2 separate regions of the Homo sapiens genome follow, and region 1 is linked to region 2. A link is an interaction called in ENCODE POLR2A ChIA-PET data of the cell type or tissue named here. Cell type or tissue: HepG2. All regions are shown on one strand. Each heading gives the region's core, and the rest is flanking DNA. Links, peaks and the distances in the headings are about the cores only. Region 1 overlaps EVA1A (eva-1 homolog A, regulator of programmed cell death). Region 2 has its middle 8.5 kb from the start of EVA1A.

Region 1 (16,017 bases), core at 3,900-11,899, 53 kb after region 2:
TTGCCTTTGCAGCTTTGACTTCTGTTCAATTTCTCTGCCTATCCCTTTGCTCCTGTGCTAAAGATGTGTCGTGTACTTTAGCTCCTGCTCTTCCTTCTGTCTCCAGTGCTTTTCTTTACTCTAGCAAAGTATAGTTTCAAAGTTAAGAGCACTGGAGTTGGACTGACTAAGTTTAAATTCCAACTTTACCATTTTCTAGCTAGGTGATCTTAGGCAACTTTACCTCTCCATAGCTCAGTTTTCCCATCTGAAAAACAAGGATAATAGCATCTACCTCATGGGACTGTTATGAAACTTAAATTAAGTAGCACTTAGCAAATTATCTGGTTGAAGAGAAAGGTCTCAAAAAATGTGGACTATTAGTATAATTCCTTATTAAATTAATACTCAGTAGTTAAATTAATATGCAGTTGCTCAACATTCAATTTGAATGTTACCTCTCTATGAAGTCTTTATGGGTCCTCTGCATTGCTACCTTATTATTGAAATTAATTATTCTTTTCCCAACTGTCCACTTAATTTACATCGCATTTACATTTGATTCTGTTTGCAGTGCAGGTAGGTAGATCGCTGACCACATTTGCTCATTTCTGGATTATTCATTCAAAGGAAGCACTATGAGTCAATCATTGGGCACAGAGGTGAGTAAGATGTGGATCTTCCTTCAGAGAATTCTCAATTCCTTAGTAGCTGCAGATTGCTTGCTAAATAAACGGTTCTGGTGGGGCTTAATAAATATTTATTGATTTAAGACAAGCAAGCTCTGCCTTGGGATAGGAAGGTAGGCAGCCTCCAGGCTAAACAGCATCACAGTGTGTTAAAGTTAGAAACTTTTTGTGAACCACCCTTGGTACTGACCTCTGCATAGTGCTAAGTGAAGGCTTCAGGCTCTGTGTTAGAGCCCTGCTGTAACAGCATTGGTATTCCTGTGGTCTGTGGCCACCACCACGTAAGTCTTGACTAGGACCATATCATTTCTTAACCCTGGTCCTTTTATGTTCAAATCAAGACAAAGATTTTTCTTGAGGTCTCAGGAGTTATATCAGTGTCATTGAGGACATTGTTCATTCTGTTTTAAGGCCCATGTCTGACAATCTTAGCCTCACACACCTTGACTCCCATCATTGAGACAGAATTTGTTTTAAAGCACTTATGTGCCAGGAACTGTGTTAGCTACCACAAATGCAGAAGGATGGAACACAAGAGCCCCCTCAACAGCCAGGAGCTCATAGTCTCCATGCTGGAGCAATCGTTAGAAGCACAAAGCTGATTGTTTCACTATGGCCACCTTACCAACAATGCTTTGGTAGACAGGCTGGATAGGAAGCCAGATATTTTAGGCCAAGGAGGGACTGATGGAAGAAATGGAAAGAGGAAATATAAGTTCCTATGAAGATGTATGGCTGTGAAGGGAAGTAGAATGGGTGATAAGAAACCACAGTGGAGGTTGAGCAAAGGGAAGATTGCTTAAAGGTGGGGGAAATTAGGTAAGTTTATAGTAGATAAAAGGAGATAAGGGCAGTAGATCAAAAGATAGAGAGATTGAGATAGTGATTTGGAAAGAATAAGCAAATATTTGAGAAAGAACAATAGATATTCATGTACACATACATATATACATGCGTGCATACATACATATATACATTGTATATTTATATATGTATGTATATAAGTATAGAATGTATATATGTATGTGTGTTTATATATATGCATTTTGTATATGGGGCAAGAAGGTGAGGAGAAAATGAAAGACTAAAATTTTGAGAAAGAGAATTATACATATATATGTAATCACTCTATATACATATTATCTATTTATCTACCTACCTGTCTATCTATCAATCCATCTATCTGCCTACCTATTTATATAGAGAGATGGAGATCAGCCAGAAAAGGGAAAGTCAAAGAAGAATCATTCATTAATGGAACCATGTCCTGTAGGAAGAAGGAGGAAATAATTTGAAAGCACAGGTGAAAATTCCTTAGAGACAGAAGGAAGGAAGGTCAGAATGAGATGGAAGGGAGGAAAGTTAGAGTTCATGTAGGGTGCCCTCTATTTCTCTGGAAAGCTGAGAAGATGGAATGAGAAGATTGAAGAATGAGAAAGTGAGAAAGTAAGATGTCAGGGACATACATGTAAGCTTTCCTAGCAGCACTGGGGGCCTCCATTGATTTTGTAAACTCAGCATTTGCAATGCTGCAAATATGAATGATTATATTTTTTCAGAAGCACTAGCCTGTAGGGAGGAGAGCAAGCAGGTGAGGGTTGGAGTGCTTTGGGAGTTAGGCGTGAGGTTGAGGAGAGGGCAGCAGAAGGGTCCTGGTGAGAGCAGCATGTAGTGTAGTTGTAGTAGCCAGGCTGTGCAGAGAAAAGATGAATCTAGGATGACAGTGATAAACTGAGTGAGCAGGGAGGGGATGAGAAGATAGAAGCCTCAGAGAGCTTGGGGAGCACGTTTACTTTGATTCAGGTATGGAGAGTGCATAGCAGTATTCTCAGCTAATAAAGATATACTCAGCTAATAAAGCAGATTCTAGCTGCTAATAAAGATATACCCGTGACTGGGTAATTTATAAAGGAAAGAGGTTTAATTGACTCACAGTTCTGTATGGCTGGGGAGGCCTTAGGATCATGGTGGAAGGGGAAGCAAACATGTCCTTCTTCACGTGGCAGCATCAAGAAGTACTGAGCAAAAGGGGGAAATGCCCCTTATAAAACCATCAGATCTCATGAGAACTCACCCACTATTAGGAGAACAGAAGCATGGGGGTAACTGCCCCATGATTCAATTACCCCCCAGCTGGGTCCCTCCTACAACAGTTGGGGATTATAGGAACTATATTACAAGATGAGATTTCAGTGGGGACACAGCCAAACCACATCAGAGAGGTAAGATAGAGGTTCCGATTGGAGAGTGAGATTTCTCAGTGTGAGTCATTCATCCAGCAAACAGTCCCTGAGCATTAGCTCTATGCACTTATTGTGGGAAACTCTGAGAACAAAGATAAGAATTAAGGCATGGTCCCTGCCCTTACGGAGTTCACAACCCAGTATTCAGAGGTAAAACCTTTCCAGGTGATGACAAGGTCCAGGATACATCTCTGGAAATGATTCACTGTGATGGTTGGGAGGGGAAGGTTGATGGGGCAGTGGAAGCCAAGTGGCTGGCAGGCTGGCATGTTAGATGTATCATCCCCAGGTGCTTATCAGTGCTACAAAGAAAATCGGGGTTTCTCTCAGCTCAGTTATTTCTCTGGGGCCATGTGTATCCTCTCCCCAGCCGGTGATATAAGGACTGTTTTTCCATTTGAGCTTTTGCTCTTCAGACTCCCTGTGACTGTCCTAGGGTCAGTGCCTGATAGTTTTCACCAGTGTAGAGTGGAAGGTCAATGGGCCTCAAAGACCTACTTCTGCACTTTGGTACATGAGTCTGTAGACAGTTACCCATCCCATGCTTCCAGTTTCCTTTTCTTTCTTGCCCTTATTTTCTTGACCTGTAAAATTAACGTAGGATAGTGACACCAATCCATTTTGGGGAAGAAATAGCTGAGATGTGTCTCTATAAAGTAATCAATAAGCAGAAGTCGGAAGCCACAGTAGTTGGAAGGGTGTGATGATGACGAATGAATGAGTGTGCACACGTGAAGTGGGGACAGCTCAATGCTCAGAGCTCCATGACTGATTTCATTCTTCCTGCAAGCTTCTAAGTGAAGCTAGACACAGAGAGGAGATTTCCTACCTGGGCCTAGCAGAGGCCTTGACACTTTAGCAAGGAAGGCATAGGGTGTCGGAATCTACATATCAGCATTTCCAGGATTCTAGTTCCTACAGAGCTGTGTGAGACTTCATTTCATGGCCCATCTGGGCATTGCTAGAAGGAAACAGAATTCCCTCCCTTCCTGTTCCAGAGAGGCTGGCCTGCAAACTTCACTGATGAGGGGCCAGATTGGGACATCCCACACTAGCTGTTTTGTGGATTTTGGCTGACAGGAGCAGAGAGGAAGCATGTTTCTTTGATCTTTTACCTCTTGCATCCTTTCTGGTATGACCCTGGGAGACTGGTTTATCTGGCTGTCTAGTTCAAATTCCAGATTACACTCTGTCAATGGGCTTTCTCCTCTCTGGGGATGCTATTCATCCTTCCAAGGATCCAGACACTAGCCACCAAAGCTTCTCTGCTGGGTTCACACACATACCAGGTCTAAGGTATGATGTGATCTCCTGGGTATATGATGGTTTTTGTGCTGCTTCTTTTTTCTTTCAGAGTCTGAGAAGCCAACTGGGGCCAAACAAGTTTTAGAACCTCTACTGGCTGATGCCAACATCATCAGAGATGAACTGTTCTTACCAGAAACTTCTCTGCTCCTGACACCCCACCTCTCCCCAGGTAGCTAAAGGGATAATGAGATTATTACCCCCTGAACACTATGTATGGGGGTGACATACCAGGGGACACTCAGTTCCAATTGCAATATCATAGGCACAATATTAGAAGAATATTTGGACACTTTGATAGCCAAAGAAAGGCATTTGGAAGATTAATAGGGGGCTTCACTGCAATAGGTCTTTCCTTTGCTTAAATCATGAATTTTTTATTAAATTTTACACAAATACATTTTTTCATCTATTCATACGATCTTTTTCCTGTTAATCTATAAATATGGTAGAGTACACTTATTTACAATCCAATTTTTAAAAATAAATGCAATAACATCTCTTACTTAAAATTAAGCCATATCATAATGTGATATGAATTAGAATTTTATTGACTTCAAATTTAATACCGCTAAAAGATAACTCTGCCATCATTCTTATTAACTTAAAACCAAAATTTGATTGCAAGATTCTTTAAATAAAGTAACCTTCAAAATTCCCTGTTTTACCTCACCAACACAATTTTTAAATTGTGGTAAAATACATATAACAAAATTCGTCATCTTAAATTACTTTTAAGTGTATAGTTCAGTGGCATTAAGTATATTTACATTATTGTGCAACCATCACCATCATCCTTCCCCAGAACTCTTTTCATCTTGCAAAACAGAAACTTTGTACCCTGTACCCTGTTCAATAATTATCTTTTCCCTGCTCCTGTTCCTGACAACCGCTACTTTCTGTCTCTATGAATATGACCACTGTTGGTGCTTCATACATGTGGAATCATATAATACCTGTCCTTTTTGACTGGCTTATTTCACTTAGCCTAATGTCCTCAAGTTTAATCCATGCTTATGCCTTCCTTTTTAAGGCTGTGCGTAATATTGCATTGTATGTGTAGACAACATTTTATTTATTCATCCATCTGTGGATGGACATTTGGGTTACTTCCACCTTTTGGCTATTGTGAATAATGCAGCTCTGAACATTGGTGTACAAATTCTGTTCAAGTCTCTGCTTTAAAATCCTTTCAGTATATACCCAGAGGTGGAATGGCTGGGTCATACAATAATTCTATTTAAACATTTTTTAAGGAATAGTCATCCTATTTTCCACAGTGGCTGCACAATTTTACCTTCCCATCAACAGTGCACAAGGGTTCCAATACTTATTTTCTGATTTTTGATAGTAGTCATCCTAACGGGTATGAGATGATATTTCATTGTGGTTTTGATTTTGATTTCATTAATGCTTGGTTATGTGGAGCATCTTTTCATGTGCCTATTGACTACTTGTATATCTTTGGAGAAATATTGCTTCAAGTCTGTTGCCCATTTTTAAATTGAGCTCTTTGTTTTTAGTTGTTGAGTTGTAGGAGTTCTGATATTAGGAATTAGGATAGGTAGCAGTCTGGATATTAACCCTTTATCAGATATATTATTTGCAAATATTTTCTCCCATTTTGTGGGTTGCCTTTTTACTCTGTTGTGCCCTGTGATGCACAGAAGTTTTTAATTTTCATAGAGTCCTTTTCTTTTTTTTTACTTTTGTTGCCTGTGCTTTTGGTGTCATATCCAAGAAATCATTGTCAAATCCAATGTCATGAATCTTTACCCCTGTTTTCTTCTAACAGTCTTCTAAAATTTTTAGCTGTTACATTTAGGTCTTTGACACATTTTGAGTTAATTTTTTATATAGTGTAAGGTAAGGGTCCAACTTCATCCTTTTGCACGTGGACATCCAGTTTTTCCAACACCGTTTGCTGAAAAGGCAGTCTTTTCCCATTGAATGGTCTTGGCACCCTTGCAAAAATAATTTGAACATATATATATGTAAGGGTTTATTTTTGGATGTTCTATTCTATTCCATTAAGCTACATGTCTGTTTTTATATGCTAGGCCTACACTGTTTTGATTACTATAGATTTATAATAAGTTTTGAAATCAGGAAGAGTGAGATGTCTAACTTTGTTAATTTTCAAGATTGTTTTGACTGTTTGGGGTCCCCTGAGATTCCATATGAATTTCAGTATGGATTTTTTTATTTCTGCAAAAACATCATTGAGATTTTGGGACTGCCATAAAACTTCTGAATTCTTTCTTATAGGAAACATTTGCCAGACAGATGAAGAGAAGGGGGGCATTTAGGCAACAGGAAGAGTGTGACCAAAAGCATGAAGAGGTGAAAGAGCTTGCTCTACTTGGGGGAACTAAAAGTAATCTAGTATTGTTGAAGCTCTAAGCATTCTTATTATCTGTGTGTATATGTGTGTGACTGTCAGCTTGGATAGGAGATACATTAGGAGGTAAGGCAGAGGTCAGATATTGTGAAAGTGGATGTGTATTGTGTTAAGAGGTCAATGGAAATTCATTAGAGTTGGGTTGTGGAGTGATGTGATCATATTTGTACTATAGAAAAATGACCCTGTTAATAAGAATGGGTGCTATATTGAGAAGGAAGGAGGTATCATCAGAAAGACCAGGTAGGAGATTGTTGCAAAACTCCCAGAAATAAAATGATAAGACTTGCAATCTGGTAACATTAGTGGAGACAGGAAGGAGGGAATGGTTTTGAAATACACATGGCTCACTACAAACTCAGACATATTCCAGTAGCTTCACTCTTTTCCTGGGTCTTGAAGTCCTCAGATCTGTAGAACAGCCTCTGAACTCAGTTTGATGGCTCTCACCATTCACGTGTATCATCCAGTTGCCACCTTTTAGGAACACAAATGACTGTTGAAAGAGGCGCTGTGTTCTGGCTCAGCGGCTCAAGGGTCCCTTAACAGCAGCCAGTCTCTTTTCAAAGTCCCTGGAGCTCCCACTCCTTCTCCTGTCACTCTCAGAGCCTCTGGCCGCTCCAAGGACTTTATGGTTGTTTCTTTGTGCCTGTGAGTTGGTTGGTGTTTTCTTGTTTTGGTCTTTCCTGAAGCCTGCTGAAATCTACCAGCCAGAGAGTGTTCTGTTATAGCCCATTCTATTTACCTCACGGAACTGCCGCTCTCCAGGCCTTCTAATTGTGGCCCATGTTACTCATATCTGTGACCCACTGAGATCCCAGGTTCATTCTCCAAGCCTTGACACCCTTCTACACTCTGTGACTCAATTGCCTGCCTTGAGTTCATAGCAGCATCGAATGAGCTGTTCATGAGCAGTTCATAGCAGCATCGAATTGGGTCTCTGCCACCTCTCTCCCACTTCGTGCCCAGGAGCTCTCTGTAAAGCCTTTGCTGAGTAACTGGGCAATGCTAATGCCAGGCTTGTGCTGCAGCAGCTGGGGAGAGGATGTGCTCCTCCAGCCAGAGGCTGGAGCACTGAGATCCCAAGTCCCTGTTCTGATCCCTGGTGGGATGGTTCTATGGATGGGCAGTCTGGGCCATGTGTGTGTTCTACTGGCCCATCACAGTCACAGGTGGAGTCATGGAGCTAGAGGCAGGGAGCAGCTCGAGCTCTCAAATTCCTGTAGATATTTTAGAATGAGAACTGCTTTGGCAGTTCTGGGATAGCCAGCTCTGAACCACTGCCAAAGGCACACATTTAGTGACCTGAGGGATGAGGCAAACTGATCAAGGTACACAAGTGTCATCAGTGCAGGCTCCCGGGAAAGCACAGCAGGAGAGGAGAGGGCTGTGGCTTGTAGTTAAAACGCAGTGATGAATGTGACGATGATTTGAACCCGATGGGCTGTGCCTCAAAGGTGAACCAGGGAGAATCAAATAAAGAGTTCCAGAAGTGGTAAGGGGGAATTGTTTACTGGGAATTAGGAAGATACAGGGCAGAGAAAGGAGAAAGGTCAGGAAAATCAGGGATGTAAGGAGTTTCTACTTCCTTGAAAGCCAGGAAGCTCGCTTGAACAAAGAGCACAAGACCCCAAATCTTTGTGGCCCCACTGGCTGGGAGAGCTCGCTGGTCTTTCTTTAGGAGCCTGGCTAGTTTTTGCAAGCATAGTTTTCACAAGCAATTGAAGGATAATTTCCTTAGCTCTATAGTGAAGCTATACCCCCAAAAAAGTGGGGCTGGCCAGAGAGGGTCTGTAGTTTCCAAAGCCCCAAAGGACACCTGCAAATCAGCTGTTGCAAAAATATGTCTTTAGGAGTCCAGGCTACCTGGAACATGGCCTCAGGACAGCAGAATGTTTCTTATCACTCACTTTATGTTCCCAAACAGAAGAGAAGAAGGAGAGTGGCCACGTTGATTCAGCCAAGCACCTCCAGGAGGTCCCCTCTGGATGTCCCATGAGGCTGCCCCTCAGCCACAGCCCAGAGCACGTGGAGATGGCTTTGCTCAGCAACATCCTAGCGGCCTATTCCTTTGTCTCAGGTAGGTGCCTGGTTTCCACTGGGCCAGGACTGAGGTCTGGGGCTGGGTCCAAGGTTGTCTCCTGGGTGGCCATCTCTGGCCTTATTCTCAGTAAAGACACACTACGTAATCAAAGCTACTGCTCTGCTTTGCTGAGCTTTGAGATGAAAGGTCTCCAGGTTGGGAGTTAAGCTTGTCATTCTCTAATTTGAAAAATGAAGGGTTCTAAGAGCTTTGTCTTGCAGAAAATGTTTAGCTGCTCAAGTGAGTGATTGAAGTGGCCCAGGGCTACTGTTGGCTTCTGTCACTATGCATTAACTCTGACCAAGGAGGGGGCTGATGGAGTACCTCAGCCTGGTTATTCTATGCAGTTAACCTCACACAGGCTGCCTGTGTGTGAGACTGTGTGTGTGGGAGAGAGAGTATATGTTTATATGTTCTGTGTTTGGGGCCTTTCTGAGGTATTTGACGAAGCTGTAGATGAGATGAAGACAGAAGGCATGCGGAGTATGGAAGAGTCTGATATTTGTCCCTTCGTTGGTTCAAAGTTGCACTCTTTAGTAAGATGGCTGATTTTCTCCTCAAGATCATTTCTTGAAAACAGATGTTGTTCATATAAAAGGAGTCATTTAAAAATACATGAAAATGCTCACTGGTTTGAATGACTAAACTGTTCCTCTGTTGCTTGAATGAGTTTTTAATTTCTTGATACTTTTCTTTTGTTTTTGTTTTGTTTTGTTTTGCCTGATGTCTCTGGATATATTGTATAAAAAGGAAGGGACTAGGGTTTCAATTGGATTTCCTTTGGGCGAGGACTAGTTTTACTTTCTAATTCTCTAGGCAGGGTTGACACATGGTGGTCTAAGAGTTGAAATGCAAACCTGACATTATGATTTACAGTGGCAATTCTGAGCCAAGTGGAGGGTTCCATGAGCCAAGGAAGTTCATGGCTTCTCTTTGTAAGAGGATCTTGGATGACGCGCAACCTGATTTCAGAAAAAAAAAGGACTGCTCAGGGTCTTGTTCTGGGCAAGCTGCAGCATGTAGTCTGCTTGTGCCTCAGGTCCAGGGCTCTGCCTTCTTAGATCAGTGAAGGCCTAGGTCACCAGTCAGCTCCTCTTCCCCGTTAAGGAAGTCCAGGGCCTCCTTCTCCAGGCACTCACCCATTAGAGGAATCTCATCTTTGCTCTTGCTTCAAGGCAACATTGGAGAGAAAGGACACAAGAGCTGGAAGAGAGGTTTGAAATTCAGACATCGTTTTCACAAGCAATTGAAGCATAATTTCCTTAGCTCTGTAGTGAAGCTATCCCCCAAATGAAGTGGGGCTGGCAGAGAGGGTCTGTAGTTTCCAAAGACCCAAAGGATACCTGTGAATCAGCTGTCACAAAAATATGTCTCGCATGAGAGCAAACAGCACTGCACTTCGGATCTCTGATCAGCACAGGAGGTACCTGGCAATTTTCCATTTCAGTCAACATGACCCTGAATTGTGACCACTGAAAGTGGTAACTCATTGAATAGTCCTGTGTTTACCATGTGTCTTGTGATCTTGTCAAGGCTGAAAAGTACATGGCCCTGTTTTTCTCTCCCCTCCAAACTTCCTCCTTCCTGCCCCATACTCATGAATTAAATACTACTTGGGATGCAGGAAGACAATGCTTCTTTAAGTAAGTACGGGCTGAGATAAAAAGAAAACACAAGGAAATGGAAAAGCAGTGTGGCTAAAATAAAATTTGGATGCAGTGTGTAGACTCAGTGACTGAAAATCTATTCTGAAATGGGGAACACTCCCTGATTATAAGTGAAATTAATAAAGAAAATTTCAAATATGTATTTAAATATTCAAGATACAAATAACCATTGTTTTTAGTGAAGAAAATCAAATAAATGGATTGGAAGCAATGATGAAAAGTATGATGGAAGAAAATTGTGGAAAATGTCCTAATCTTGTAGCTGTCTCATGTCCTCATTCTGCTCTATCAGATCTTCAACCCCGCAGGGCCCCTGGCCCCTCGTATTTTCTCCCAGTGCATCTGTTGCCTCCTCTCCTATCCACGTGGTCCCTTATTTCAGCAACACATTTGCTAATACACATAACTGCCTTATTCTTTTGTGTAGCTTCTGAGTAAACCAGTAGGTGAAACCCCAACTCTGAGTAAATCCTGCTCACTTTCTTGTGTGTGTGTGTGTGTTCTTTGTTAGGGGGGTGTCTAAGGTGCTTGGTAACCTTGTGGGAGAGATGGAGACAGAAGAAGGCACGTGAGTTGGGAGAGTCTATATTCGCCCTTTTTTTACTTCAAAGTTGTACTCTTTAGGAAGACGGCTGACTTTCTTCTCAAGATCATTTATTGGAAACAGATACGGTTTATATAAAAGGAGGCATTTAAAATTACATGAAAATGCTCAATGGTTTGAATGACCAAACTGCTCCTCTGCTGGTTGAGTTTTAAAATATTTGATATTTTGTTTTTGTTTTGCCTGATGGTCTCTGGATTTTATGTAAAAAGAAGGGGACTAAGGTTCTGATTGGATTTCTCTTTGGGCAAGGACTGGTTTTACTTTCCAGTTCTAATCTAGCCAGGGTTCATATTAGATGACTTAAGAAAAGTGACCCTTTCTCACTCTGTACAAGTTATCAAACACCAGTATAATTTGCCATTTGAAGCCACTAGAAATTCATAGTCTCCAATCTCAGCTGAGCTTTTCACATCATACCTTAATCTCCCTGTTTACTTCTGGACACATCTTGTGCCCATTCTTCACAACAAACATTTCAAACCTTGACCATTCCAATAATTGTAAATATCTGCTTACCACAATGGGCCCTACAAGTAAATGACAAGTGTCAAACTAGGGGAAAATGAAACATTAATGAAGAAGAGTTAAAGTTTATAACAAATAAAGAGCTTTTATAAATCAATAAAAGTGTCCCAAAAGGAAAGTGGACAAAAAACAAGAATCAACAGTTTGCAAAAGAAGAAATACAAATTATCAATAAAACATAAACAGCTCAAATTCTGGCAGAAAAATGCAAAATGGAAACTGCAATGCGATTAACATTTTTATTTTATACATTTCTCAAAGACTTGACTGATTAAGTATGTAATTTTGGTCTTGGAGAAAGTCTGGGGAGATGAGTACTTACACATCGTGCTGATGGAATTGTGAATTGCTACAACCTCTCTAAAAAATAATTTGACAATATCCATCAAAGCCCTTAAAAACACATACGCTAGCCAGAAATCCCACTTCTGGAAATGTCTCCTAAGGAAAGAATTAGGGATATAGGCAGAAATTTTACTGTGAGGATGATTGATCTCAGAATTATTTATAATACATGTAGTAAAATATTAGGGAAAATTTGTATTAATTGAAATAGATGTTTATGACATGCTACTAGGTAAATAAAGCCTGTTGCCACACACCATATATATTATAATCCCATTTATATATGTATATTCATATGTATAGGTAACCACATTTTTGTAGGTGAAGGTATATGTATTTTTAATTTTCTTTTGCTTAACTGTATTTTTAATAACAATTCATTGATATTACTTCATAAGAAATGTTATTTTATTAAAATATTATATTTTGAATTATACCATACATATAGTAGACAATTATCACACCTCTGTCTTTCCTAACTTCCTGAGCTTCTTATCTAAGTGTCCTGAAAATAACTATTTGGTTGTGCTATAAGCATTTCAAATTCACTCCAGCCTAGAATAGAATATTGTCCTTCTCTTTAAATATGCTCTTTCTTTTATATACCCATCTAGGGCATCACCTAATCCAGAAATAGGATTTTTAACCTTTGATGCATCTTCTTCACTGCCCATATCCAACTGGTTTGGGTCGATTCATTTTGCCTCTTAAAATGTATGGCGTCCACTTTAGTCCCACCATCATTGATTGACTGGCTCCAAGCCCCATCATGTTTTCGCCTGCCTTATCATAATGGTATTTGCTGTGGTCTTGCCTCCATGATCTTGTTTCACAGTCTATATTTTGTAGCAAAATGATGTTTCCAAAATTCGGATGTGATGATGCAATTCTTTTTATTTTTTAGCATCCCTTAGTGGATTCTCATTATCTCTGGGATAAAATCCAAACAATTTTGTGTGGTTTAAGAGTCAGGATTGTTTTCAACTGCAAAAAATGAAAACCTCAACTTGGTGGCCTAAACACATAGACGTTATCTTACCCACATAGTAAGAAGTCTGGAGGTAGGTGGTTGCTAACATTGGCTCATTAGCACAAACATGTAGAGGCCTGTCTTTTTCTTTCTCTGTCTGGCTTATTTTACTCAGTGTAATATATTCCAGCTTTATCCATGTTGTCACAAGTGGCAGTATCTCCTTCTTTGTTAAGGCCGAATAATATTTCATTTTGTAAATATACCACAGTTTTTAAAATCTATTCATCCATTGATGGACACTTTGGTTGTCTGCATTTCTTGACTATTATGAATAGGGCTACAATGAGTATGGAGTGCAGATATCTCTAAAGATACTGATTTCACTTCCTATGGGTATATACCCAGTCAGAGACAGAAATAAAAATACTGTATGATCTCACTTACACATAAAACCTAAAAAAAATGTTGAATACATAGAAACAGACAGTAGAATAGTAGTTATCGGGCAAGGAGGAAGATATGAGAAGTATGTCCAAAGATACAAACTTGCAGTTTTCTGGGATGAATAAGTCTAGAGTTCTAATGTATAGCATGAGGATGACAGTTAAAAATATTTTATAGTATACTGAAAATTTGCTAAGACAGTAGATTTTAGGTGCTTTTACCACACAAAAAATAAAAAGAAGGTGATGAACATGTTTATGCACTTGACTGGAGTAATCATTTAACAAAGCATATGTGTAGAAAAACATCAGGTTGTACACCTTAAATATATACAATAAAAAATGTAGGGGCCAATATCTCTGTGATTCTCAAAGCCTTTTTTCTGTGTTTGTCATCTCATGGCTGCCAAATGGCTGCTGTTGTTCAGGCTGATTCAAGATCAAAAAAGGCAGAAAATGGAAGGAGGTTCCAGTAGATCTCCTCTCAGATTTCATTGGCCAGGACTGTGTCACATGGTCATTTCTAGCTGCAAGGGAGGCTGGAAAAATGAGAATTTTAGCTTTTTCAATCTTTAGATCAGTAGTTCATATCAGGTGTGATTTTGCTCTGCAAGGGGACTTCTGGCAATGTCTGGAGGTATTTTGGGGTGTCACAGCTTAGAAGTGCAGGCTGCTACTGGCATCTAATGGGTGGAGAAGCATCCTACAATGCACAGGACAATCTCCTGCAACAAAGAATTATTGGGGCCAAGACATCAATAGTTCTGAGGTTGAGAAAGCATGCCCTAGAGCAGAGGCAGGCAAGGAAGAAAGGACTTGATGATGGTTTGAGGCATCCCACTCTGAAGGTCCTTCTGTGGCTTACCAGAGCTTTTAATGTCTGACCTTTACTACTCCATGCTTTTATTTAGTCACTACCCTCTCTGACCAAGACCTCTGCTCCAGTTATTCTAAACCACTTGCCAGGTTTTTTCTTACCTCATTGCTTTTGCACACTCTTTTCCTTTTCCAAGAATTCTCCCTTTTAGTCCTGGACTGGCTGACTCCCTCCCAGTCTGCAGAACTCTCTTAGGGTCATCTCTCCTCAATCTACCCCACCTCGAATCAATGGGCTTAGGCACCCACCCACACTCTCCCACATATGTTTTATTTCCCTGTATATTAGCACTTGGATTGGAGGACTTAAGATTTCTTTTTTAATTGTTTGTAAGGAACTCATTGGGACCAGAATATGATAGTTTATAATGAAGATAATATCATTAATAATACTGACCTCATTAATAACTCCTAACAAGGTTGTTAGAAAGAGTAAATGGAATGATTACTCATTTTAATTTAATGATTTGAATATTTAGCATATTTGCCTGGCTCACTCTTCTATTTCCTTTAAGTTTTTTTTTTCTCAAAAGTCACCTTTGGGTACCCCATAAATATGTGTAGCTTCTATGTACCCATAAAATTTTAAAATAAACAAATAAATCACCTTCTCCTTAAATTTTGCTCATCACTCTCCACTTCTCCCCAAAACACACATTCAGCATTTCATATCCTTCTTCCTATTTTTCCCATTCTTTCCTCCTTATCACCTTACCATCATCCACCATACTATATATTTTATTTATTTGTTTAGTATCATCTCCCCTGCTGGAACTCCTAGGAGAAGAGAGATTTTTGTTTCTTTTGTTGACTGCTATATCCTGCGCATGTAGAATAGTGCCTGGCACCCATCAGATGCTCAGTTAATCAGTGAATGAATATGGCTCAATAACCAAATAATTATAAAAAGACATGTAGCAAGGAGTCTTACCCAAGAGCTGCTTCCTCCATCCAGTTCCCAAACTTGACCCATCATCAGGCTCTTATGCATCCTTCCAGAGTTCTTTATGCAGATATTAAGAAAATACAAGGGTATAGTTTTCTCCTCCTCCATTTCATGCACAGGTAGCACACCATGCATACTGTTTTGCCCTTCACGTTTTTCACTGAATAATATATTATGGAGATATTTTAGATCAGCATGTGGAGACCTTTCTCATTCTTTTAGACAACTATGTATTATTCCATTATATAGATAGACATCCATAGTTTAACCGGTTCTTTACTTATGTCCAGTGAAAATGGTTTAAATCTTTCCAAACTGAGCAACAAACAGAGCTGCAATAAATAACTATGACATGTATGTTCAAGTGCTGTTGTAGAGTAAGTGCCCCAAAGAAGAACTGTGGGAACAAAGTATGTGTAAATTATCAACTGAGAAAAATATTAATAACTTATCTTTTAAATAATTTTACCAATTTACTCCTAAAAGATATATGAGAAGCCCCTGCAGCAGTGTTTTCAAACTTTTGAACTTTGACAATCTGATAGATGAAGAACGATATCTAAGTGCTATTTAATTTCTGCTTCTCTAGATCAGAGGTCAGGAAGCTTTTTCTTTAAAGGGTGAGACAGTAAATATTTTCAGGTTTGTGAGCCAGTCTCTGCTGTAACAACTCAACTTTGCATTGTAGCACGAGAGCAGACATAGACAATGCACAAATGAATGGGCAAAATTGTGTTCCATAAAATTTTATTTACAAAAACATATGGCTGGGCAGACTTGGCTTGTGAGCCATAGTGTGCCAGTCCCCATTTTTCATATGTTGAAGAGCCATTTGTATTTCTTTTTCTGTGAACTGTCCATATGTCTTGTTCATTTTTTATTGATCTTTTTCTTAATACTCTTTCTAGGCACTTTTCCTATATTAGTCCTTTGTG
Region 2 (13,420 bases), core at 505-8,504:
ACTTCTCTATCTTAATCTTTTTTCTAGAAGACTGACTTTTACTCAATTATTTTTCTGTACAGTTTCCTGATCTATAATGTGTGGATAATAAAAGTACTATTATAGAATTGATACCAGGAATTAATATGCCTAGCACATAGTAAACGCTACAAAATAGGCTATTAAATTAATGAATACAATATCTCAGAAGTAAAAGGACAGAATAATATCTATTAAAAAGTACAAGGAATTGTGAAACAAAAACAATTTAGATGTGAATCCTGGACATGAAAAATCCCGGCATAGAAAAAAAAAAACAGAATCATCAATCTTGGAAATGTCAATATATCGTCCGAAATTTAAAATATAAATCAACACATGGGATAAACTCTAGATTGGAAACTCTTTAGAGATAATTGGTCAGCTGGGATATAGTTTGTTAGGAATCACACAGAACTCTAAATCACACAGAGAATCACACGGAGAGCTAAAAAGTTGTTTAAAAAACGAATAAGGTGACATGTAAGGCAAGTAAAAGTTTTCAACACAAATTAAATAGGGAATTAAAAAGTACAAAATAAAAGAAATGACACATGGCAGAAAATTGATACTATAAGAAATCATAACATGTTAGAATTAAAGTAAAACATGAGCTTTATGAGTATAAGAACACACAGGGTGCTGGGCAGAATGAAATAAACTCACAATCAGAAATATTAATTAATTAATATTAATAGACTAAGAAGGATAAAGAGAAATTCTTAAAAGTTAATAGAGAAAAAGGAAAGAACAATTAGACTAACAAAAGACATTTCATTAGTAACAACAGATGCCAGGAGGTATAGAACAACATCTTCAAAGTTAAGAAGGAATATCACTGTCAACCTAGAATCTTATACCCAAATTATTTTACAAGAGGGGAAAAAATAAAGATATTTTCAGAAACATAAAAATTATTAGCATTTACCTTTTATAAACCCTTGAAGGAGTTACGAAAAGATGTACTTTAGCAAGAGGAGATGTAAATTCACAGGAAAGAAATGGGATGTAAAAAACAAGGAGCAAAAATGTCAGTAAAATATGTTGGCAAGTCTAATAAAATAATTTGGGGAGAGGGTCAAAAAGATGAAGCTAATATAAGGAAGTGGTAGATGTCAGTGAGGAAATGATACACATAAGGCCTTTCTCTTTTTCAGACTAGGGATGAGTGACAATCACTTGGAATAAGGCCGTAAGTATGCCATTTGAACAAGCCATAGCCTTAGCCGGTGGCCTCATCTTTCAGTAACCTTCTTTTCAGGACGGAGCTCCACTCTGATCATTTCTCAGGCACAGGGTGCTTGTAAATCCCATCACCCTTCAGGACATGACCCACTTAAAGGGGTAGAATTCTAAGCATATCTTCCAATTTTGGGATCTATAGCTTCATAGCTTCATCTCCTGTTCATTACTGTCTTGTTCATGGAAATGCTTTTTTCCATTTTCATATATACATTTATATATTTACAGTTTATTACTATTTTGGAGCAGAGGGAGAATTTCAAGCCAAAATGCGTAGCACATACATGCTTCATTGGCTGGAAACTCCCCCAAGTCTGTGCGAGATTACCTGTGCTCAGCTTAGCATCACCACCACCTACTTCCATAGACTCCCTGCATCACCAGTAAGAGGCCAGGAATGACATTTCCTGGAATCTTCTGCTTCTTGTGATCTTAAATTGATGTCAGTCAATGGGAGGGATTTGCCTGAGAGGGAAAGGCAGAGAAGTGAGAAAGGCCACACTCTCTGGAAGTACTTGTAGGCAGAGGCAGAAGGCAGATATAAGGTTCTTAGCAGCTGATTCAGGATACTTCCTTGTGAATGACCTTCTTTGGTGCTGTGGGAACCTGAGATAGCCCAGCGGTGCCCTCTAGAGAATCTCTCACTTCAGAGCTGCTGGCTGAGATAGATGGTAGGAGTTTCCTAAAATGTTCTGATATTTGAAACAGCTTTCAAATGATTGCTTCAGAATTTCTTAGGTTGGTAATGCAGGCTGGGGTCATCCCAAATGACTTCTTTAATCTTTGTTCCTTAGCCCTACAGACACCTATAAAAACCTCAAATGTCCTGCTTTAAAGCTTCAAAGCCAAAGTACTTAGAATAGATAGAGAAGTATGGTTGCCAGTCTCTAAGATGGCCCCTAATGATTGCTTTCTCCTTGTATTCATGATTTTGTGGAGTCCCCTCCCACATTGAATCAGAGATGACCCTAGGTAATCCATAGAATTAGGTGGAAGGGTTGATGTGTGACTTCTGAGGTTACATTCTAAAAGGCACTGTGGCTTCTGCCTTTTGGAAAACTTGCTCTGTGGGAAGCTAGTTGTCAAGCCATGAAGACACTCAAATAACCCTCTGGAGAGGCCCACCTGATGCAGAACTGGGGCCTCCCACCAACAACACGCACCAACTTGCCAGATGAAGGTGTGAGCTGCCTTGGAGTGGACCAGTTCCAGGCAAGTCATCAGATGACTTAAACCCCAGCCAACAACTGACTACAAGTTCCTGAGAGACCCCAAGCTAAGAACTTCATAGTTGAGCCACTCCTAAATTCCTGATCCATCAAAACCATGAGACATAATGAGTGATCATTGTTTTTATAAGCTACTGTTTTTGTTTTTGTGGGGGTGATTATACAGAAATAGGTAACTAATACAAGTGGCTTCTATTTTCCTCAATAAACTCATCATTTTTATTCATCCCAAATTGTCTTATATACCTATATAGTCACTGAACAATGAGAGTTAAACCTATTGCCATTGTTTTGCATGGAATTATTTGACAAGCCCAGGCAGCTTGTGGTTTTTCAAACTGGTTGACAATTTGCAGCTGGAGAGTTGTTTGTATCTGTCAAGATTATCAGTACACCCATTGCTTATTCACCTTGTAGAAACAAGATGGCAGATTTGAGAGTGTTCAGAATATAACTGGCTTGAATTCCATCTCTACTATTTTCTGGCTGTAAAATCTTGAGCAAATTTTAAACCTTTCTAAATTTTAGTTTACTTGACTATTAAGTATGAATAATAGTACCTACTTAACCTGGTTTATAAGCAGGTTAAATTTTAAAAGTTATAAAAACTTACCTCATAGTGTCTGGCATTTAGTGATCATTTGCTAATAGTTTCTATGATGATGGTGATGAATTTAGACTATGGTGTTTGATGTTCAATGCCTCCCACGAATCCCTTCCTGTGTCAGTTATCTAGTGTTGTATAATATACCACCGCCAAATTTGTGTCTAACAGCAGGTGACATTTTATTATCTCTCAAAATTCTGTGGGTTTACTGGGATCAGTTGGGTGGTTCTTCTTCTCCAAATGGGACTTCAGTCATCTGGGGGCTTGATTGGGTTGGAATATACAACATGGATCACTCACGTGATTGTTCTTATTACTGTCTGTTGGCTGGGAGCTCAGCTGGGCTTTTGATTGAAGAGTCACACATGGCTTTTCCATTTGGCTTGGGTTTTTCACAGCATGGTGGCTAGATTCTAAGAGGCAGTGTCTACAGAGCAGAAGTAGCCAGAAGCAGGAAGCAAAAGCTACTGATTCTCTCCAAGGCTAGGTCTGAAACTGGCACAGCATCATTCCTGCCAGGTACTATTTTTTAAGCAGCCACTGAATCTGCCCAGAATCAAGAAGAGACATAGACTCTATCTGTCAATGGGCAGAGTGATGGAGAATTTTTCATCATCTTTAACTCACCAAACTTCCCAATTTCCTTTCCAGATATCTCCCCAAAATCCCTTAAGGTGTACCTACTTAAGTCAAATAAGTGTATTGCCTTTTCCTAGCTGTTCCTTGCTGCTCTGTCCAAAGCAAGCCCAGCCCTCTCCACAAAGCTTTACTTAGCTATCTCAATTCTCTGGGGGATTCCTAAGACAGACTGTCAGGACTGGCCATTGATCAGGGTCTCATGTGCAGTTTTATGACGTCACATTTGCCTGTTATTTGGCACTTTTCAGGCTTGAATCTTCATTTCGAATGTCATTTCTTATTGAGTGGGTTTCATACTTGGCTTCCTGCATAAGCCTGCTATAAGTCAGTCTTTCCATGAATCAGTGCTTAGTAAGTGTTTTCTGATTTGAATGATGCTATGGGGTGGCAGTGGTGGAAGGGAATTGATATTTGAACACTCAGAGTCAAGCATGATCCTAAATGTTTACATCCATCATCTCATATATTCTTCATGACCATCCTGTAAGAGAAGTATTATTATTCCCATGTGACAGAAGAGGACGCTGAGTACTTAACTTGTCATGCTTAGTACAACTAGTAAGTGGGAAGTGGGAGAACCAAGACTGAATGCAAGTCTATCTGATGGCACGGCTTTCATCTTTCATTGGCATTGCCCTGCCTGCAACTCCCTTGGAATAAAACTATCTGGGAAAAGAAGGGGAAACTATGTGAGTAACTAAGGACTGTGGTTTCTAGAGCACTTGAGCCATAAACTCCCCGTGTTGAGGGCATGCTCTTGTCAGCCTCACTGTGTGCAGGCATTTATTTTGCTTGGGACCAAAGCTAAACATTAACCCACTTGAGCTTTGCCTTTCCTTTCCCATTTTCAAACTCCCATGGCTCCCAGTGGCTTTAGTCATGTATACCCTATCTATTATTATTCCCTTTTTAACTGCTTCTGGGCATGATGACTGCATGTTTGCAAACACCGTGGCATATTTGTGGTAATTAAACTTCACACCGACGTCTGGATCCAGGGCTTCCACAGGCCTCATGCTCCAGCATTGCCTGGGAGCCCCTCTGTATGCCTTCATTTGAGGAATCTCAAGTGAGTGCTTGTGGCTCCTTCTCCCCAGCCTCAGAGGGGAGAAAAATTGCTGGCCAGGCATTTCCAGAGGGCTTCAAGGGGATCAAAGAGAGAAAAGCAAACACTGAGGGAAAATGTGCTATTTATTCTTGGAACAAAGTTACATTGGCAGCTTTCTCCTCTCCAGTAATACTTGTTTTCCTGAAAGGATTACACTTGCATTTGCTTCCTCCCACAGGATTTAGCTGCCACTCAGCTCATGACCTGTAACTTCTATCTCCCGCCCCCTCCCAACCACGCTTTCAGTTTTCTCACAGGCTGGGCAAAAATTAAAGAGATTAAAATCATCCATGAGAAAAAGTGGGTTAGTGCAGCTGCTGCAAATACCCTGCGTCAGCAGCCCAAGTCAGCAGCTCAAGTCAGCAGCTCAAATAAACTTGGCCATGTGAGTAGTGTTCCTGGGCCACAGACAGGGAATCCCAGGCCTTTTAGGGCTTCCTCCTTAGGAAAGGAACGAGAAGGAGGATTAGGCTTAGTGGCGAGGGCTGCCAGGTAGAGGTGTCTTTCTTTGGGAGAGCAATTCCATTTGTGTTTTTCATGGCCATTTCTGCTTTTAATTAAGTAATTAAAGAAATTAAAGAAATTCATGGGTGGTTTTATGGCAGAGCAATTTATCGAGATATTTACCTATGTCTTGGTTTCTTCACTGAGGGTACTCTTTGCCTCAAAAAGGTAGCAAGACCCTGTCATGCCCTTGTCTTTGAGAGCTGTTTCGTTGCGGGGCTGAAAACAGGTTTTCCAGTAGGAGACATCCCTATTTCTGTTTTTGTTTCAGCTCCCTATGCACCTTGAGGAGAATCATGCTGCTCTGTGATGGGCAGGAGTGGGAGCTTTGCATTTCTGAAGGTGTGCACCCTGACTGGAGACTGAGGGAGTCTCTGAAAATGAGAGAAAGAACAGAGTCACTGGGGTGCCCTTGAAGTATGATCATCTGGACCTTGCTTTCCAACAGCACGAACAATGAGGGCAGCTGAGGGGCTGAAAGTGGCACTGGGGTAGAAATAACTAAACATTGAAGTCTGTGACCTTGAGAACCTCTGTGAAAAGAATCCCCAGGCCCAAGCCTTAGAAGAACTTGCCTCAGGGTTCCATGCTGTTTTGGAAAACAAGCCTGGATATGGTGACCAGGTAGACAAAGTCTCTTTGCATGCTCTGCGTCATGCACCTCTACCTGACACTGGACTTCCGTCTGACTCTGGGGAGGGGACATGCCCCAGTAATAACTGAGATTAAAATTTTCTATGAAATGAATAGAAAGCTCAGGGCAAATTATGTTAAATTAGAGAAGTAAAAGAAGCATGCATTTCTTGCACCCTAATCATGTGGTAGGTGGAGTGTGCAAACCTGAGACAGAGAGATGAACAAGAACCTATTGACCTCACAGGACTCGGATATGGGAGACGTAACAGGGTGCAGAGCTCTACAGTGAAAATGTGTCACAGATGCCCAGGACTCAGGTGGGGTTGCTGCCTCTGTTTGGGGGCAGACAAAGCTTCCCAGAATTGCTCACCTTTGTCCTCAGTCTTAAAAGATGAGCTGGAATTCCTTAGTGGAGGATGGGGGTGGAGTCAAGAACATTCTGTACAAAGGTACAGGAGCGTGAAATAGCATAACCTGTTTGTGAAACTGCAAAAAGGTTGACATGGCTGAAGCAGAAGATGGGTTGGTACTGAATGGTTGGGAGAGATATGTAGCGGCTGACCCTGAAGGACGTTGCAGCCCATGCTATGGAGACCTGATTTTATTTTGTAAGAGGTGGGCAACCCCTGAAGCATTTTAGTGATGCGAACAGATGTGTCTGTTACCAAGCAAAGCCAGTTAAAGAAGGTCACAGAGGAGGAATGATCACAAAGGTAGGAGGGGATCTAGGAAATGGAGAAGCACAGAAGTGAAAGGAGGAGGGGGTGTGAAGAAGGACGTGGCTACAGCAGCAAGTACTGCAGGGAGATGAGGAGCATTAGCAGGAGGCAGCCATGGGGGACTTTAATGAGGGCAGTTTCAGTGGCGTGTTGGGGACAAAAACCAGACTACCGTGAGCTGAGGATTGAAGGGGATTAAGAAAGTGAGGCAAGTGAATACCATTTATTTGAGAAGTTTGGTTATGAAAAGAGTGAAGTATAAATAAAAGTATCTGGAAATAATTAAAAATTATTAAAATATTTATTAAATTAAAATTAAATAATTAAAATGTCAAAAAACAATATATGTTGGCATGGACGTGATGAAAGGGGAATAATTTTACACTGCTGATGGGAAAGTAAATATGGAAAACAGTACGGAGATTCTTTAAAGTTCTAAAAGTAGAACTACCATTCAATCCAGCAATCCCACTACTGGTTATCTACCCAAAGGAAAAGAAGTCATTATGTGAAAAAGACACATGCAACACATGTTTATAGCAGCAGAATTTGCAATTGCAAAGATGTGAAAGCATAGTTCCATATCTTTGCATATTTAAGTGCTCATCAACCAACCAGAGGATAAAGAAAATGTGGTGTATGTACATCATGGAATACTACTCAGCCATAAAGAGGAACAGAATAATGTCTTTTACAGCAATGTGAATGGAGCTGGAGGCCATTATTCTAAGTGAAGTAACTCAGGAATGGAAAACCAAATATTGTATGCTCTTACTTATGAATGAGAGCCAAACTATGAGGATGCAAAGGCATAGAACAATATAATAAATTTTGGGGACTTGAGGGGGAAGGTTGGAAGGGAGGTGAGGGAGAAAAGACTACACACTGGGTACAGCGTATACTGCCCGGGTGACAGGTGCACTAACATCTCAGAAATCACTACTGAAGAATTTATCTATGTAACCAAAAATCACCTGTACTCCCAAAATAATAAAATAAAATAAAAATTAAAAAAAGGACAATATCTAGAAATGGGTCCAGAATCTTGAAGGTTTATTTAATAATTATTTATTTATTATTATCTAATAATTATTACTTAATATTAAACAATATCCTTTAATTATTAAATTTTACTTAATTATTTAATAATAATTATTGATTGGTAACAATGATTTATTATTCATTATCAAATAATAATACATTATTAACATAAACATGGGGGAGCTTCAGGTATGTTCAAGGCAGAGGAAGGAGACAGTGGGAAGATTAAAGAGAAGGAAAGAGGAAATAAGGATGAGGAGGAAAGGCCTGGCAAGCAGGGGCTTTGGCACAGAGAAAAGCCCCCCAGACCAAACTTCCCATGTGCCCAGGGAGTTTGAAGTCATAGGAAGCTCTGTTGCCCTGCACATCTCATTACAAGTAAACCTTATGCTTCTGGGAAGTATAGCAAGCCATTTAAAATAAATCAAGAGTATTGTATTGTTAATACATTAATCAAACCTGCTAATTTAACAGATTCCCAGTGTGGACTAAAAATGAAGCAAGTGAATCAGCCTTTCATTTATTAGCTCTTCTTCTGTTAGGATCAAAATCTTAGATTCTTCATTTACATCTACAGTAGATCCCAAACTCCATCAGATGTGTTCAGACACAGGAGACCGACTGGTTGCTGGTCGCGGACACTGGTTTAAGCAATGGAAATCACTCCGATTTGGGCACTGGGGACATGAACACATTGCCATCCAGTTGGTTTGATTAGATCTAGCATACCTGTGCATAAGGAAACCGTGTTCTAGAATTTGCAACCATGAAATCTATGAATGGAAGAATGGATTAAAAGCATGAACTATGCGGGTTTCAGAAATTTGGGACCCCTTCAATAATCTGTTCTGGTTAGTGTACACTCTTCAGGGAGATTAAGAGCTCGGTATGATTTGTTGTCTGTCCTGTGTTTTGCCCATTTATCTTTCAAACCAAATCACTCTTAATTTCTCAGGTTGACAACTTTCACAGAGTTACAGAAAATAAGTCTTTGAGGAATTTGGAAGAGTTGCAGGCAGTCTCATAATGAAACCCTAACATAGGGCTCAGTGTCCAGTTCAGGTATGCTATGAGGTTGAGCTATTTTAACTCAAAACTTATACTTTATTCCAAACTCTTATGTATCCTTTTTCTCTAAAAATGTATAGTTTTCTAGACATGCAGGGTAATTTTTCAAACAGGTCATGAGATTAAAATGTAGTGTGATATCTCAATTTTATAATGAGAGTCAATGGTATTTTCAATATAAAAATAGATTTATCTTATTTTAAAAATATTTATCTTATTGACAACTTTTTGCGGCCCATGTATATTGTGACTTGGGATCTAACTTGAATTTTCTTAAAGAACAACTATTAGCATTTTCTCTAGGCATCTTTCATAGTTCCGTTGTCTCATTTTTTATCATTGAAATCTCTCAATTTTACAGTGGCTTCCTGTTGGTTAGAAAGAGAGTGTTGTGTATGGATGATTTGTTTAAGTTCTGTTTATGCTTATTTAACCTTGTTAGCCAAGATGAAAAATGTAGAAGAGGTGTCAGCCTGGGCATGAGAATTCCCCTATAGAAAATAGAAAAAAAAATAAAGAAGCAAATTTTATACTAAGCTATGTTTATGTTTTAAATGGTGAATATGTTTTGATTAAAAACCTATCATTAATCAGAAGAAATGTTGTATTGGGCAGCAGCAACTGGCTAGAGAAATATTTTGATTTCTACTCTATTGCCCCAAGCAAGACAAAGTGTTTGATCCAGGAGTATTTAAATCTCTATTCTTCTGACTAGGGCCTGTGAGGAAATAATTCAACAAGATAAACCCCCACTCCACAATAGAACAGATAAAGAGGATACTTAATTGCTGCTTTTTACTCAATATTTCATCCTTTTCGGGCACATTACATTTAAAAAGGTGAGAGAAGTGATGAGAACATGTGGAAACTTAGCTGTGTGGCTTATATTCCCTAGAGGTCTTAGTTCCATGAAAAGTTCTTTTGAACGACTGACGTGTGCTCCTGGCATCCTCTCATATTCCTTTGTACAGGTAAAACTTTGCTTTCTGAAAAAAAAGACAAGGCCTGGAGAACGTGGGTTTTTATAATTTGGTTGTCTACATCTGGAATCTAGGACTGCAGAGGGGGTATAACTGTCAACATTGATTTATTTGGCAATTAAATGCATCCATTAGACCTTATAAAAATTTGGCAAAAGGTTGGACTATAAATAAGGCATACTGCATTCTTTGACCTTTGGTGTCTAGGCGATGTTAGTAGCTAATACTATCAAATGACTAGTTTCATTTCAGCAGGCTGTCGTGGAATGAATGAATGTAAATGCCACTTGGTTAATGACTATCCGTGGACCTTAACAGAAGTCCCATTACTTTGCCAGGAAATGTAATACCAAAGGTGAGACAACTGGAGAAAGAGAGAGATAGAGAGAGAAAGAGAGAGAGAGAAAAAGAGAAAGGTTGTCCTCATTTCTCCAAACTAACATTTTAAACAAGTATACATTTTCTTTTCAAATTCACTTTTGTTAAGATGAATAGATAGGAAATAACTGTAGGGCAAAGCATGAAAAAAAATTTTCGGCCTCCTGATTTTCCTAAAGTGACATCATTAATGGTGACACATTGGTGTCTCTGTCTGCACATCCATTAGCCTCTCATCAGGCCATGAGGCAATTTCCTTTGTCTTTCATTATTTGCTTTACATGCCTGCCTTGCTCCATCACTCCTGGAGATCATTTACTACTTCTGGAATTAATAAGAGCTGGAAGTTTGAAGGCTTCTTGTAAATAGCAGTGCCATAGTGGAAGAAGGCAAGGATTCTGGTTTCAATCATTTGTACTTTCTTGGGACAAAACCAGATTTCCTACCTTGTGGGGTAGGAAAATCCCCACATCCTACCACATGAGGATGATTTCAGTCACTTACGGCAGAGAAAAGTCCAGGGATTTTTGTCTGTTTGACATTGTCTTAATACTCCGCACACAGGAGAGCAGTTTTGATGTTCTCCTTTTCCTGGTGACGTTTGAAGATCATCTATTACTAGACTGAGCTCCTTACTGTTTGGAATTTGTCTCTGCATTTCCTATAGAAGTGGCTTTCAATCCTAACAGCACATTGTAATTATCTGGAAAGGTTTAAAAAAAAGCCCTACTCATAGAGATTCTGATTCAATTGGTCTGATCTGGAGCCCAGCTTGTGATTTCAGAACATGCCCCAGCTGAGAGCTGAGTGTATCGTGCAGCAAGGTTGCCTATGGTGTCTAGGACAGTTCTCTGTGAAGGGCGAGCAGTCTCCAGGAAATGACAGTTAAGCTGAACTGCATTGATAGACACACGGGTTACATAGTGCCAGATGATTTTGGGTGAGGACATATCGGGACATATTCTCACTGCAAGCATCTTGTGGTGCCTTTGGCAGCTCATCATTTTTGGGTAAACCATAGGAGTCTAAGGGTTTCACCTTCACTCAGCTGGTGACTCAGTTTGTTTTTGTTTTTGGCTGCCTTTGGGTGTTGTGCCTTAGTTTGTTCATCAGTAAAATGGGGGTAATCAAAGTCTGAGGTTGTATTTCTGTTTGAAGCAAAAACTAGTAAATATTTGCCACAATGAGCTTGTGTAAAATCATCAAATTACTGCTATGCAAATGCAGATGGAGTTTTGGAAGCAGAAGCAATAGGAATGTGGCTAGAGTCTTGTCTAACAGTAGCTGATCGGTGGTGCTCAGTGGTGTCATGGGTGGAACACGATCCTCCTATCAAATCTTGTCATCACGACATTTGCGCCACTGAGGGAATGCCACAGCCTCCACTCACTGAGAATTAAAACTATCACATCTTTGTATTAGCTGAAGGGGCCCTGGCTTCTAGACTTTTTCCATGAACTGGATGTGCTGTTGGCCACAACATCAGTGTGGGCGGATTGTGGTTCCCTGCTCTGACCACCAGCGCCATGGGAGCCCTGTGCACTCTGCTGGCATTACCTGCCCACATCTGCAAGGCTGCTCACACTGAGAGCCCCAGCTATCAGCCTTGGGCCGAGAACCGGGCATGAAGTGGTTACTTGAGATCCTGAGCTGCAGATCCTAGTTTCCTGGGATGAACCCTTTTCTTCCTCTAATTCTTCATCTCTGGTTAGAACTGGAGCTGTACGCTGTGCCTGTGCACATGGACTCCCTACTCCTCTGCCCTTCCTGTATCAGCCTGTGCGTTCCAACCTCTCCTGTGTTCCCTGACCACCTCCACCCTGAAGGTCTATCCAGCAGACCCTATGAGACCAGGATAGGGAGCTTCAAAAGGTAGCCATTGAGAATTTGCCCTAGTCTAGCAGAGGCTTAATGCCCCTTTCTCACATCTGACCTAAGGTCTTAATTGATATTTGGCACTGTTCCATAAATATGTCTCCCTAGAAATGGAAAATAGCTATTTCCCTCTTTTATAATAATTTTGCCATTAATGAAGCAATGGGCCCTCTCATCTTAGAATAAATCACCCCAGTGTTCAGTTTCTCTTAACAGTCTGTGGGTTATCTCTCCTCATCTCCTCTCAGCCTAGAGTGTCAAGCCACACACGGTACCTTCAAAAAAGAGCAATCAAAGACAACTTATTTTGTGGGTAGGAAAATGAGGCACAGAGAGTTTTGATGACTTGTAACCATAACAAGCGAATGGGACTTGAAGTGAAGATTCTTGCCTCCATAGAATGGGGGTGGGCAGAGGTGGTAGACAGGAACAACAATGCAATAGAATGTATACTTAAGAAACGGGCTACAGAGATGAACAGATCTTCATGTTGTTCCAGTTTTCTTATTTATAAAATAACAGAACAAGAATACTTAGCCAATCAAGATGCTGTGTTGATTAAAAGAAATGTATGTGGAAAGGATTGGCGTAGAGTTCGGTATCTATGAGGCTCTCATTAAAAGCATACACACACACATGAACACACGTGTGCATGCAAGCATGAAGTTAGTAGCTTTGAGGGGTTCCTTTCCAAGGTGCAGCCATAACCCATAGGTCCTCTGACATAGCTCCTGGTAGAATCTACCTCTGTAGGATCCTTAAGTAGTCATTTATCTCAATGTTGGCCTTCATGCAGGGATGCATGTTCTGGAGAATGACCCGTAGGAACCCCAAGAGGGGCTCTCAGGCTAGCAACGGATGCACTTCTGTCCTGCTGCACAACCAGAAGTAGATAATCTAGATGGCAGCTCTAGTCTCTCCATACCTGTGATTCCTGAAATCTGTTGAAGTGTAGGGGGTTCAACAGTATCTGCTTCATTTTAATAAAATGAGGCAATGTTTATAAGTGAGACACAGCCCAGTGACTGGCACGTACTAAGTACCAACACATATTAGCAGTTCTTAGTAGTGGTAGTATTTTTAAATCCAAAGGTAGATTGGGTCAGAGTGCTTCCAGGTGTCCTTTCTCCAGCCTGGGGGCAAATAAGTAGGCTCAAGATTAGGGCCCATCTATAGAAAGTCTGTGCTCACCTATTGGCACCTGTGCCCTATCTATTTATTTCTTTACTAATTAGTTCATTCAACACACATTTACTGAGCACTGATTGTATGTGTGCTCCTGTACTCGGCACACAAACCTCTGATCTCTGATATTCGTACAGGGCTGTGCCCTTGGCTAACACACGTAGTATTACATCAGGAAACCCCGCTTCTCA

What was found. ChIA-PET counts read pairs that join two places held together with the same protein. Peaks named below come from ENCODE experiments on the same cell type or tissue, not always from the same donor. Only the 100,000 strongest peaks of a DNase experiment are listed, where the experiment ranks them.
Region 1: POLR2A ChIA-PET joins it to region 2 with 58 read pairs; 6 of 35 experiments call an interaction of 5 or more read pairs at or near these places.

What each region holds. Positions count from the first base shown.
Region 1 is chr2:75,510,736-75,526,752 of GRCh38, reverse strand. EVA1A (eva-1 homolog A, regulator of programmed cell death) reads left to right here. Exons shown (of 4, transcript NM_001135032.2): 2 at 4,266-4,388; 3 at 8,545-8,697. The coding sequence starts at 8,613. EVA1A-AS (EVA1A antisense RNA) reads right to left here and starts at 2,685. Exons shown (of 3, transcript NR_110281.1): 1 at 2,602-2,685. RefSeq lists an enhancer at 2,482-3,681 and a silencer at 10,102-10,191. In HepG2, for the core only: no CTCF peak of the experiment used is centred there; DNase peaks (open chromatin) are centred at 4,002, 5,062, 7,942 and 10,152.
Region 2 is chr2:75,562,752-75,576,171 of GRCh38, reverse strand. It overlaps a transcript of EVA1A not described here. Among named protein-coding and RNA genes, the nearest start is that of EVA1A, 8.5 kb to the right of the region's middle. In HepG2, for the core only: a CTCF peak has its summit at 1,884 (motif pointing left); DNase peaks (open chromatin) are centred at 4,551 and 4,981; H3K4me3 peaks cover 1,859 bases.